Linked DNA regions of Homo sapiens: region 1 is linked to region 2. A link is a contact called in ENCODE Hi-C or POLR2A ChIA-PET data. All regions are on one chromosome and are shown on one strand. The core of a region is the stretch at or near the end of the contact, and the rest is flanking DNA. Distances in the headings are between cores, read along the strand shown.

What was found. A loop is a pair of places that touch in the nucleus more often than their neighbours do. ChIA-PET counts read pairs that join two places held with the same protein, here RNA polymerase II (POLR2A). Pooled maps may share reads with other maps.
Region 1: a loop to region 2 is called in a pooled map, with 8 times the contacts of the local background. The contact joins two enhancer-like sites. A Hi-C loop is called at or near these places in 4 of 37 single-sample maps with no recorded cell type and 10 of 50 pooled maps. POLR2A ChIA-PET finds 5 or more read pairs at or near these places in 4 of 52 experiments (activated CD4-positive, alpha-beta T cell, activated CD4-positive, alpha-beta memory T cell and activated naive CD4-positive, alpha-beta T cell).

Annotation. Positions count from the first base shown.
Region 1 is chr11:118,000,372-118,005,685 of GRCh38, forward strand. IL10RA (interleukin 10 receptor subunit alpha) reads left to right here. Exons shown (of 7, transcript NM_001558.4): 7 at 1-1,112. It overlaps SMIM35 (small integral membrane protein 35), which reads right to left. Exons shown (of 5, transcript NM_001394165.1): 5 at 3,263-5,314. Among named protein-coding and RNA genes, the nearest start is that of IL10RA, 17 kb to the left of the region's middle. Within about 2 kb of position 1,825, at least 14 of the 41 ENCODE cell types and tissues checked have a DNase peak (open chromatin) inside an H3K27ac peak, as active enhancers do.
Region 2 is chr11:118,199,691-118,204,927 of GRCh38, forward strand. JAML (junction adhesion molecule like) reads right to left here. Exons shown (of 10, transcript NM_001098526.2): 6 at 3,738-3,975; 7 at 784-922. Among named protein-coding and RNA genes, the nearest start is that of JAML, 23 kb to the right of the region's middle. Within about 2 kb of position 3,046, at least 6 of the 41 ENCODE cell types and tissues checked have a DNase peak (open chromatin) inside an H3K27ac peak, as active enhancers do.

The DNA of each region.
Region 1 (5,314 bases), core at 575-3,074, 200 kb before region 2:
TGGAGTAGCATCCCCCTGGGGCACTTGCTGAGGCCAAGCCACTCACATCCTCACTTTGCTGCCCCACCATCTTGCTGACAACTTCCAGAGAAGCCATGGTTTTTTGTATTGGTCATAACTCAGCCCTTTGGGCGGCCTCTGGGCTTGGGCACCAGCTCATGCCAGCCCCAGAGGGTCAGGGTTGGAGGCCTGTGCTTGTGTTTGCTGCTAATGTCCAGCTACAGACCCAGAGGATAAGCCACTGGGCACTGGGCTGGGGTCCCTGCCTTGTTGGTGTTCAGCTGTGTGATTTTGGACTAGCCACTTGTCAGAGGGCCTCAATCTCCCATCTGTGAAATAAGGACTCCACCTTTAGGGGACCCTCCATGTTTGCTGGGTATTAGCCAAGCTGGTCCTGGGAGAATGCAGATACTGTCCGTGGACTACCAAGCTGGCTTGTTTCTTATGCCAGAGGCTAACAGATCCAATGGGAGTCCATGGTGTCATGCCAAGACAGTATCAGACACAGCCCCAGAAGGGGGCATTATGGGCCCTGCCTCCCCATAGGCCATTTGGACTCTGCCTTCAAACAAAGGCAGTTCAGTCCACAGGCATGGAAGCTGTGAGGGGACAGGCCTGTGCGTGCCATCCAGAGTCATCTCAGCCCTGCCTTTCTCTGGAGCATTCTGAAAACAGATATTCTGGCCCAGGGAATCCAGCCATGACCCCCACCCCTCTGCCAAAGTACTCTTAGGTGCCAGTCTGGTAACTGAACTCCCTCTGGAGGCAGGCTTGAGGGAGGATTCCTCAGGGTTCCCTTGAAAGCTTTATTTATTTATTTTGTTCATTTATTTATTGGAGAGGCAGCATTGCACAGTGAAAGAATTCTGGATATCTCAGGAGCCCCGAAATTCTAGCTCTGACTTTGCTGTTTCCAGTGGTATGACCTTGGAGAAGTCACTTATCCTCTTGGAGCCTCAGTTTCCTCATCTGCAGAATAATGACTGACTTGTCTAATTCGTAGGGATGTGAGGTTCTGCTGAGGAAATGGGTATGAATGTGCCTTGAACACAAAGCTCTGTCAATAAGTGATACATGTTTTTTATTCCAATAAATTGTCAAGACCACAGGAATCGTGTGAAACTAGTCAGATTGCTGATGGCACATTGGCTCATGGAGGACTCGGTTGTTGATAATGAGGAGGGTAATAATGTGTGGGATGTGTGATGTCACTTTAAGGAAACAGGGCTGAGGACTCAGGCTTAAATCTGACAGACCCAGGGAGTCCTCATGCTACCTGTATTGTGACCTTGGGCCCATTACTTATCCTCTCCAAGTTTTAATTTCCCCACCTGTCACGTGGAGTTGACAACTCCCCATGAGGATGTTGTGAGGTGTAAATGAAATTGCACATAAAAAGTTTAACATGGTGCCAGGCATGTGGTACTATGTGCCACTAGCTGTCATTGGCTGTTGAGTCTGTAAAGAAAAATGGACAGCTTTTCTTGGAAACAAGTGAAAATGAAAGCGATAAGGAGTGTGCAGCGGGACTCTTTCAGAAGACAGAAAAGGAAGAGGTGGAAAGCACAATGCAACGTTTTGGATGTGAGTTCTGACAATGTGGAGAGAAGAACCTGGAAACCCCTCCTTTCCAGGAAGACAGCAAACTGGGCCTCCCTGGAGCTCTGTTCCCAGAGCCCTGTCCCTGGCTCCCCTTGCCCAGGAGGCATGTCCCAGTGGTGGTTCTCCTAAGTGCGGAAGCCATCTGCACTCTATTCTAGAAGCAGCCTGCTCCCTCCATGAAAAACCCCATGTGGGTTTGAATTTCTCCCCATGCTCAGCCCAGTGGGTAGAACAAACCCAGGCCCGCGGCCTGAGCTTCCTGGGTGTGCTTTTCTCTTCGTCCTACCTGAATCCCCTAGAAGGTGACTGGGGACACCTCACCTCTTTTCCCCTGTGTCATCTCCAATCTTGCCTCACCCAGTTCATTCTGAGAAAATAACTAGTTCTGAGGAAGTGCTGATCCTATCATCTTCAGAGAACTTGACTAATATCACGCCATTTCAGACCTGCTCAGGCTTTTGCCCTAGAGCCCTCCTTGTCAATATTGGAAAGAAAAGTAGTGTTGGTCACTTTCTCCTGGAAATGAGGTGTTAGCGATGGCTTATTCCCCATGGAAAAGGCCCCTAAGGTCTAAATATAAAGATTCAGAGAGTAAAAGGAATTACATTCAAGGAACTGCAGCCAGTTTGGTTGGATACGACAGATCAAAGAGCAGCTTGCAGGACAGAAGGAAGTCAGAAGACACAGCCCTTGGTGCAGGCCCTGCCTGCTCCGTTTCTGTGGAATGAGTAGGAGTTTGCGCTGGTTCATCTCTGCTTTGAGGCTGCTCTGTAACCACTCACCACAGACAGGCCCTTGGGAGAAACTGAGCGAGTCCTTCCAAGCAGCCGGGGCTGATGAGACACTTGCAGATTTCTTGGGAATTTGGATTACAGCCCCCAACAGAAGGCCCCAGCTGTTCTTCAACTGAGCAATCTCCTTCAAGGGCTTTTCCAAGCTGAGGAATGCGTAATGCTGTCTTTGTGTGAGCTAATGGAACTTCCTCTTAGTACAGAGAGGGGGTAAATGGGCCACCATTGAGTGAAGAGGAAATTCAATAAACTGTGTTTTCCCAACTTTGTAAATAGCTATAGTCAGGGTGTGCCTTGTCTACCCAGCATATATTCATCCCCCGGCCTCAGTGTTCACACTTTCACAGAAGACACACAGTCCCTAGGAAGCTGGGTCCCACCCCCAGAGCCCATGCTGCTCTGCTGGGTGGAAGGTCTCTGAGCCCCACATGGGAACAGCACAGCAAGGGAAGCTGTAGGCTGTGACCACCTGGGACCACTGACAGGTCTGCTGCCTAAGTGGCAGGTCTGGGCAGTCAGGGCTGATTTGATCAAGCCTCAACCTAGAGGACCCTAGATACTAGGAAGCTTGACTCATTCATTTCCTGTTGTGCTCATGGGTTAAAAAAGCAAACCCACAGTTTTGGGTTTGAAGTAAACCCCAATTTAAAATTAAATGCATTGTTATTAATGACACACAGCACATTTTCCCACTATCATCTCGATCCTAACTTCACTTAATTTCCCATAAACCTCCAAAAAGGGTTGTGGGACCCAATAAACACTCTGCCGAAGAAGGACTGGGTAGGATAAAACTTGTGTTTTAAGAATATGGCTCTATCCAAAGCATCAGACATGAATCAGAAAGGATGGGGCAGGAGGCAAAGAGACCTGGCTGGAGACTTTTATTGTAGTCAGCATTTCATTTTGTCAAAAAACATTACGAAGCACTTGTTATGTGTTGGACATGGTGTGCAGCCCTGGGTACAGAGTGGTGAACCAAACAAGTGTGGCTTCATGGAGCCTGTCATCTGGTTATGAAGATAAACACCAAGCAAATAAACACAACAAACGTATTACTACAATCAGTGATAAGTGATGTGAAAGAAACTAGTATTCCACATGAAGGATGAGGCAGGAGGCAGAGAAACAGGGTAGGAGGCTGTCTTAGGCTGGGCTACTATAACAAAACACCATGGACTGGGTGGCTTAAACAACAGACATTTATCTCTCACAGTTCTGGAGGTGGGGAAGTGCAGGATCAAGGTGCCAGCTGAGTGAGTTCCCTGGGAGGGCTCTCTTCCTGGCTTGGAGACGGCCTCCTTCTTGCTGTGGCCTTACACGGTGGAGATAAAGAACTCTGGTCTCTCTTCCACTTTCTTACAAGGGCACTAATCCCATCATGGAGGCCCCATCCTCATGACCTCATCTAAACCAATTACCTCCCAGAGGCTTTACCTCCAAATACCGTCACATTGGGAGTGACAGCTTCAACATGAATTTGGGGAAGACAAAAATATTCAGTTCATAAGAGAGGCTTATACAATAGTCTAATCAAATGACAGTATTGAGCAGGGGCAGTGGGAACAGAGAGAAAGGGACAGACTCAAAGACATTTTAAAGGAAGCATTATCAAGATGGGGCAACAGGCTGGAGTGAAAGAAGGAGGTCTCAGAAGTGCTAGTCACACTTGAACCCGATGATGAGAAAAGCGAAATATGGACATGGAAGGGAGACAGAGGTGTGGAGGGAGAGGGGAGATGATGAGTTCTGGCTTAATAATGACAAGTCATCCAAGAAAAGGTCTTTCAGCAATTGGCAAGGCTGGCCTGGATCTGTGAGGCTCAGGGTTAGGGATTCCCATGTGAGAGTGAATGAGCTCATAGCCCTTAGTGTGAAGGTAAGGACGCCGGCTTGGAGAAGATCCCCAAACCCCTGCAGCCAATACAGTTAGAATATTCACGCGATGACTTCCTGCCTTGAGGAAAAGCAGGCTGCCATCCCTTCAACTCATCGAGTCACAGGAGCCACGGCTGTGTTTGGCATCTGTCTTGCAGAGCCCAGCCAGGAGCCTCACTGGGGCTCCTTGGTCAATCACAGCCCATCATCAAGGGTGCAGCTGAGGGCTCCCTTTAGTAAGTTGTCTAATCTGTAGAGCTGAGAGGCTCAGGGAGGGGTACAGACTAGTACATGATCTGCAAAGGCCTGGGTGTAGGGTGCCACACCTGTCTACCTCTACCCACATGGGGCAGAAGGGCGTGGTGGAGATTAAGACCTCACAGTGACCCTGGAGAGAACAGGAACATTCTTCAGAATCCTACTATCTGGTCACCCCAGCCCTGGAAGTGACCCTTGCCCTCCACCTCCCCACATCCCCTCTACCTGTCCCCTAAGGCAGAGTTTCTCAGAAGATTGCCTCTATCAGAATTACATGGGAGTATTTGTCTTCCTAAGCTGCTCCCCAAGGCCCAGAATTTCTGAATACCGGTTCCCAAGGACCTGCTAGGGAAACAACTTATAGCGACCACATTGCAGGTGATTCCAGCACACACTGAGTCACCTCTTTAAGGAACAACTTGTTGATTCGCTGCTTGTTCTATTAAAATCAGTCCTTTTTCTCCTCACTGCCCCCTACTTGTTATCACCCAGTCCACACCTTTAAGTGTTATCTGGATGCTGGTGGCTTCCAAATGTCCAAACAGGGTTTCTCTCCAGAACTCTATCCAGCTGCCTCATCAGCAGCTCCGTCCAGCATACATCTCAAAATTATAGTGTCTACAACAGAGCTCATGATTCCCCTGACACTCCTTCCTCCCCTAGTCTTCCCCACCTGATAAATGGCACCACCTTTCCCCTAGTTCAGGCCAAAAATCCAGGAGTCAGCCCTTTCTGCCCCATCAAACTCCTTAGTAAGTCCTATCAGCTCTACCTTCCAGATAGAT
Region 2 (5,237 bases), core at 1,796-4,295:
TTATTTTTTTTTTTTTTTTTTTTTGAGACAGAGTCTCGCTCTGTCACCCAGGCTGGAGTGCAGTGGCGTGATCTCGGCTCACTGCAAGCTCCACCTCCCAGGTTCACGCCATTCTCCTGCCTCAGCCTCCCAAGTAGCTGGGAGTACAAGCACATGCCACCACGTCCAGCTAATTTTTTGCATTTTTAGTAAAGACAGCTTTTCACCGTGTTAGCAAGGATGGTCTCGATCTCCTGACCTCGTGATCCGCCCGCCTTGGCCTCTCAAAGTGCTGGGATTACAGGCATGAGACACTGCGCCTGGCCAAAAGCATCTTTTAATAATAATTCATTTAGAACCTGAGGGCACCCATTCAAAGATCGTATCTCATAATTAGAATGTGGTCTTTTAGATAAAACCACTGGCAACCCTTAAGATCTTAGCTTCTATGCGGAACGTACAGTATGGATAATTTAAAAATCATCTTTTAGGCAGTGAATGGTACCATGATAGTTCTTGTGTAAGATTTATGCTCTGAATTATGCCCTACTGAGGCCCCCATTTCTAAGGGAGTTTGTAGTCTTTACATAATAACAAAGTGAATGAGGAGAGCGTAGGAATATTAAATTCTTTTCCCGGGCACAGTAAGCAAAGTGGGCAGGGTTACCACAGATGATTCCATTTAAAAATACCCCCTTCTGTGAGAATGGCATAAGTAGGGCCCTATCACCCTGTTCTACTTTGGGGTAGAGGCAGCCTTGCACCCCCAGCCTCCCAATCCAAGGGGTGGGGGTAGCCCTGTACCTCTTATTTCCACAGGTCTTCTTCACGATCAATATCAGAACAGGGAGCAGCAGGATTGTGGCACAGACAATTCCCACAATGATCACCAACTGATTACCACCCAAGACCAGAGGCCTCAGGGCTGCCGGGGTCACCAGTGCTTGGGAAAGTAGAAAAGCAAGGAGAGGGTCTCAATACTTTAGCAAAGAGCTGAGAGCCCCACAGCCCTATACCAAGTAGCACCAGCCAGGCCACGAAGCGGAGGGGAAGGCCAGACTCCACCCCATATCTGGACACTAGGGACACTGTCTCCATGAGATTGAGAACCAAAGTCTAACCCCCTCGTTTACCCTAAAATGTAGATTAAGGTGGGTGGGAGAAGAGGCTAGCAGTTCACCTCTAGTAAAGTTTCCTTTCACATCAACAATTCTATTCTAAAATTTGGCTTAACAAGGACCCAGAAATAACAGGCATTTGAGAGGCTGCTGATCTTCCTTAGGGCAAGTGGTTGTCTTCAAAAGAACTCATGCCGCAAGACTCAGCCCCACAGTGACGATACCAAGTAAAGCCTCCGGAGGTACTTCTGCCCATATGGAACCTTCTACTCATCTGCATGGTTCTTTCTAAATACATAAAGCAAACACCTCCTCAGGGCCAGACAGCACTAGGTACAGGGGATTCAGAGATGAATGATGATGTGTGGTCCCTGCTTCCAAGGAAGAAGACAAACACGTCAACAGAAAACCACAGGCTGCTGTAGGCGCTACAACAGAAGTCTGTATGGGGAACAGAGGGGCACAGAAAAAAGGGTGTCCAATTCTATATGCAGCAAGTGAGAATTTGCCAGCAAAAGTTCTAAAGTTTAACCTAAGACTTACAGGAAACATCCAGTTTGTTGGGAAGACAATATGGAGAAGGACAGAGGGGATGTTCTGCATGAGATCTGGAGGCCTGACAGGATGATGATTTTAGAAACTAGAAAGAGTTCAACGGGTCTGGCACAAAAGTGGCATTTGTGGGTGTGCTGGAGAATTTCGCTGGAGAGATGACAGGGTCCAAGTCAGGAAGGACCTTGACTATCTCAACCAAGAATCTGGCATTTTTCTGCAGGCAATGAAAACAACATTGAAAGATTATTAGCAGTGGAAGAGAAAGTTCTTAATGTGATTTAGAAAGATGGCACCAAGAGCCGCGTGAAGAATGAGGAGCAGTGGCTGAGAGAGAAAGCAGAGACTGGTTAGAGGCCTACAGTTCAAGACAGAGATGAAGACAGCCAGAACTAAGGCGGCAGTGACAGACTGGAAGGAAGACAACTTCAAGAGTCTGTAGTAGGAGTCAAGGACTTGTTGACCTGACCTGTTAGATTAGGGGTCTAGGAAAGGGAAAGAATCAAGCACACCCCCAGGCATCTAGTTAGACAACTGAGGTTGGGGAGATGGGCTGAGGAGGGGTGTGCAGGGGTAGGTTAGACATGTTGCATATGAAGGATTTGTGGAAAACTTGTGTAGAGTTGACTAAGTATATCCATGGGTGTGTGTGGAACTGTGTCCAACATAGAGTGCATATAAATGCTACTGAAGGAGAGAAGGCTGAGGATGGATAATTGCAGTGCCATTGGTGATCTAAGCTGGAGTAGAGGTAGAATAAGCCAGAATGCAGTGCACTGAGGAGTTAATGGGAGATGAGACAGTAAGATACCAAACACAGACCTTTAGCAAGCTATTTGGCTATGTTGAGAAAGAAACACGTGATTGTGGTGGTGGTTGTTCAACTCTGAATGTACTAAAACCATTGAGCTGAACGCTTTAAATGGGCAAATTGTATGGTATGTGAATTGTATCTCAGGAAAACAATCTTAAGAAAAAGAAAGACACAGAATGGAGCTGAAGAAAAAAAGACATAGAATGGAGCTGGAGTAATTAAGTAGTAGAATTGAGCAAACGTATCCATTGAATGGTAGAAACCAACAGAAAGTGAGCTCAAAGAGCCATGTTGTAAGGTTCCTGAGAAGGATACCACCTGGGCACAGGGGGCCAGATAAGCCCAGAGCAGAAGGGACCTTCCTCTGCCTCAGGATGGCAGGGCAGAGATAAGAATGGGGGAGACATAGATATGTTTGTGGGTGGAGAAGCTGCATGAGCCCCCATAATGGCTCGATTTTCTCTGTGAATTGGACTTCTGAGAAGGAAGCACACAGACCTGCCGTGCTCCCCTCTCCAGCTGGAGACAAGGTGCCTCCACAGACTTAGGTCTCTGGCCTGAGGTATGAGGTATGTTCCATCCTCACCCCATCTTCCCCACCCCCAGCCAACCACAGCCAACTCCTGAAGGCCCTAGCGACAGGCAAAGTCCACAGGCCACATCCTGATTGCTAACTGGGTTATGGTTTAACTTTAACCCCTCACTTATCAACCTCTCTCTGTCAACACAATCAAGTCTTTCCTCTCCTACACAGCACTGGCCTTGATGCACACTGTTTGCCAGAATCCAGAACCTCTGATCAGAAAACCCTCCATTTTTGGTTCTGGTGCCTGCATGTTCCTCTCTGTTCCTGGCTGTCTCTCACTAGCTTAGGATCATTTCCCGCTCCACTCTAACACATACAGCACCTCCCTTGAAACCAAGTATGCTGACTTTGGACATCAACTCCGATCCTTCCCTGAGCTTCTGTATCTTTACATCAGTAGATGACCCTGGCAATGAGTGGGGTCTGGCAGAGGATTGGTATTCACTAAATTAGCTCCCCTCCCCTTGGCCTAGCAGCAGGGCCAGAACTAGGGTGAGGCAAGCCAGGCACCTGAGGAGCCACCTCTAAGGAGGCATCATTCTCAGGGTTGTGCAAGGCCAGAGTCAGCACCTGAGAGGGATGCCTCCTTCAATTTTGCATCCTAGGAACCTCTCCGGCCTCACTCTAGTCCTGGCGCCATGCACCAGCCAGGAGGTCCCTCAATGCTCCCCAGCCAAATGTTAGATACTTCGAGGCTCTTCCGGGCTGACATGCAGCACAATGGTTTTCTTGAACACCAGGTTCCCTAGGTGGATACTGCAGGTGTAGTTTCCTCCATCTGACTCCCTCACTCCTTGAAGCATGATGGAACCGTCATTGCGGAAAATGTCCCCCACCAGGTTCACACGATTCTGGAAGTGGCCCCAGCTCTGGGAGTACTCCACAGACATCCTGAGTTTGTGGTAGTAACGAAATACAATCTCCTCCTAGAAGTGAAAGACAAAAAGTATGATATTGTGAGGACTGGAGTGGAGCGGGGAGCAGAGAAAATGGGGGAGGGAAGATCTCAGGACTCCAAGGCCCTGCTAGGTGAAGGCAGTAAGGGTATTATCAGAAAGCATTAAATAACACAAAGTCATGTACACACACATGTGCATGCGTGTGTACTTGTGAAGGACATCACAAAACCATGAACAGTTTTTCCATCTGAATGGAGGGATAAGAAAAGGAGGACTTTCATTTTGTGCACCTTTCCAATAAAAAAAAAGCAAAAGTATACTTTTATTCTTGATGACATTTCTAGTTGGATTTCCAATAGGAACCTGAAACATGTCTAAAACTGAACTCTTCATCTTTCCCCCAAACCAGTTCTTTCCAGTCCATCCCATTTTGGTACATGGCAATGCTTTCCTCCAGATACTCAGGCTAAAAATCCTGGAGTCATCCTTAATTTCTGTCTTTCTGGAACAAATCACATTGAATCCCTCAGCAAATCCTATCACCTCTACCTTCAAAATATATCCCCAATCCAGCCAGTCCTCACCTCCTCCACTGATACCATTCTGGTCCAGCTCATCTCTCACCTAGATTCCTGCAACAGCTTTCTTACTTGTCTCCCTGCTTATTCTCTATGACAATCTATTTTCAGCAGATGAGCCTTTAAAAATGTAAGTTAAATCATGTTACTCCTGTGCTCAAAACCCTTCATGGCCCCCACTCCCATTTCTACTAAAATGCAAGGCCCTGCATGACCCAGCCCATCTCCCTTTACCTCTGACTTCAACTTCTACTTGCTCTTCCCTCACCTACTTGGGTCACTGCGCTCCAGCCACATGGACCTCTTGGCTGCTCCTTGCATACTGGCTGCAAGGCCTTTGCACTTGCTACTGTCTATGACTGCAAGAACACTCTTCCCCCTACACATATGCAGGGTTCACTCCCTCTCCTCAAATGTCATCTCAGTGAGGGCTCCCCAAGCACCCACATAACAAAAACCACAAAGTCCTGCTTTATTGTTCCCCGTAGGCTCTTACTATTGCCTGATGTATTATATACGTCTTTATTATTTTACATGTATCTCCTCCATCTTGGTTGTAAGTTTCCCATCAGGACTGGGGCTTTAAGTATTCTTCATATAGCAGATTCTTTAAAAATAACTTGTTAAATGAATATTGGCATTAAAAAAAGCCATGTAGATTGCTTTTTTAAAGCTTTTAAGAAAAGTTAATGGGTGTGTAGACACAAACAT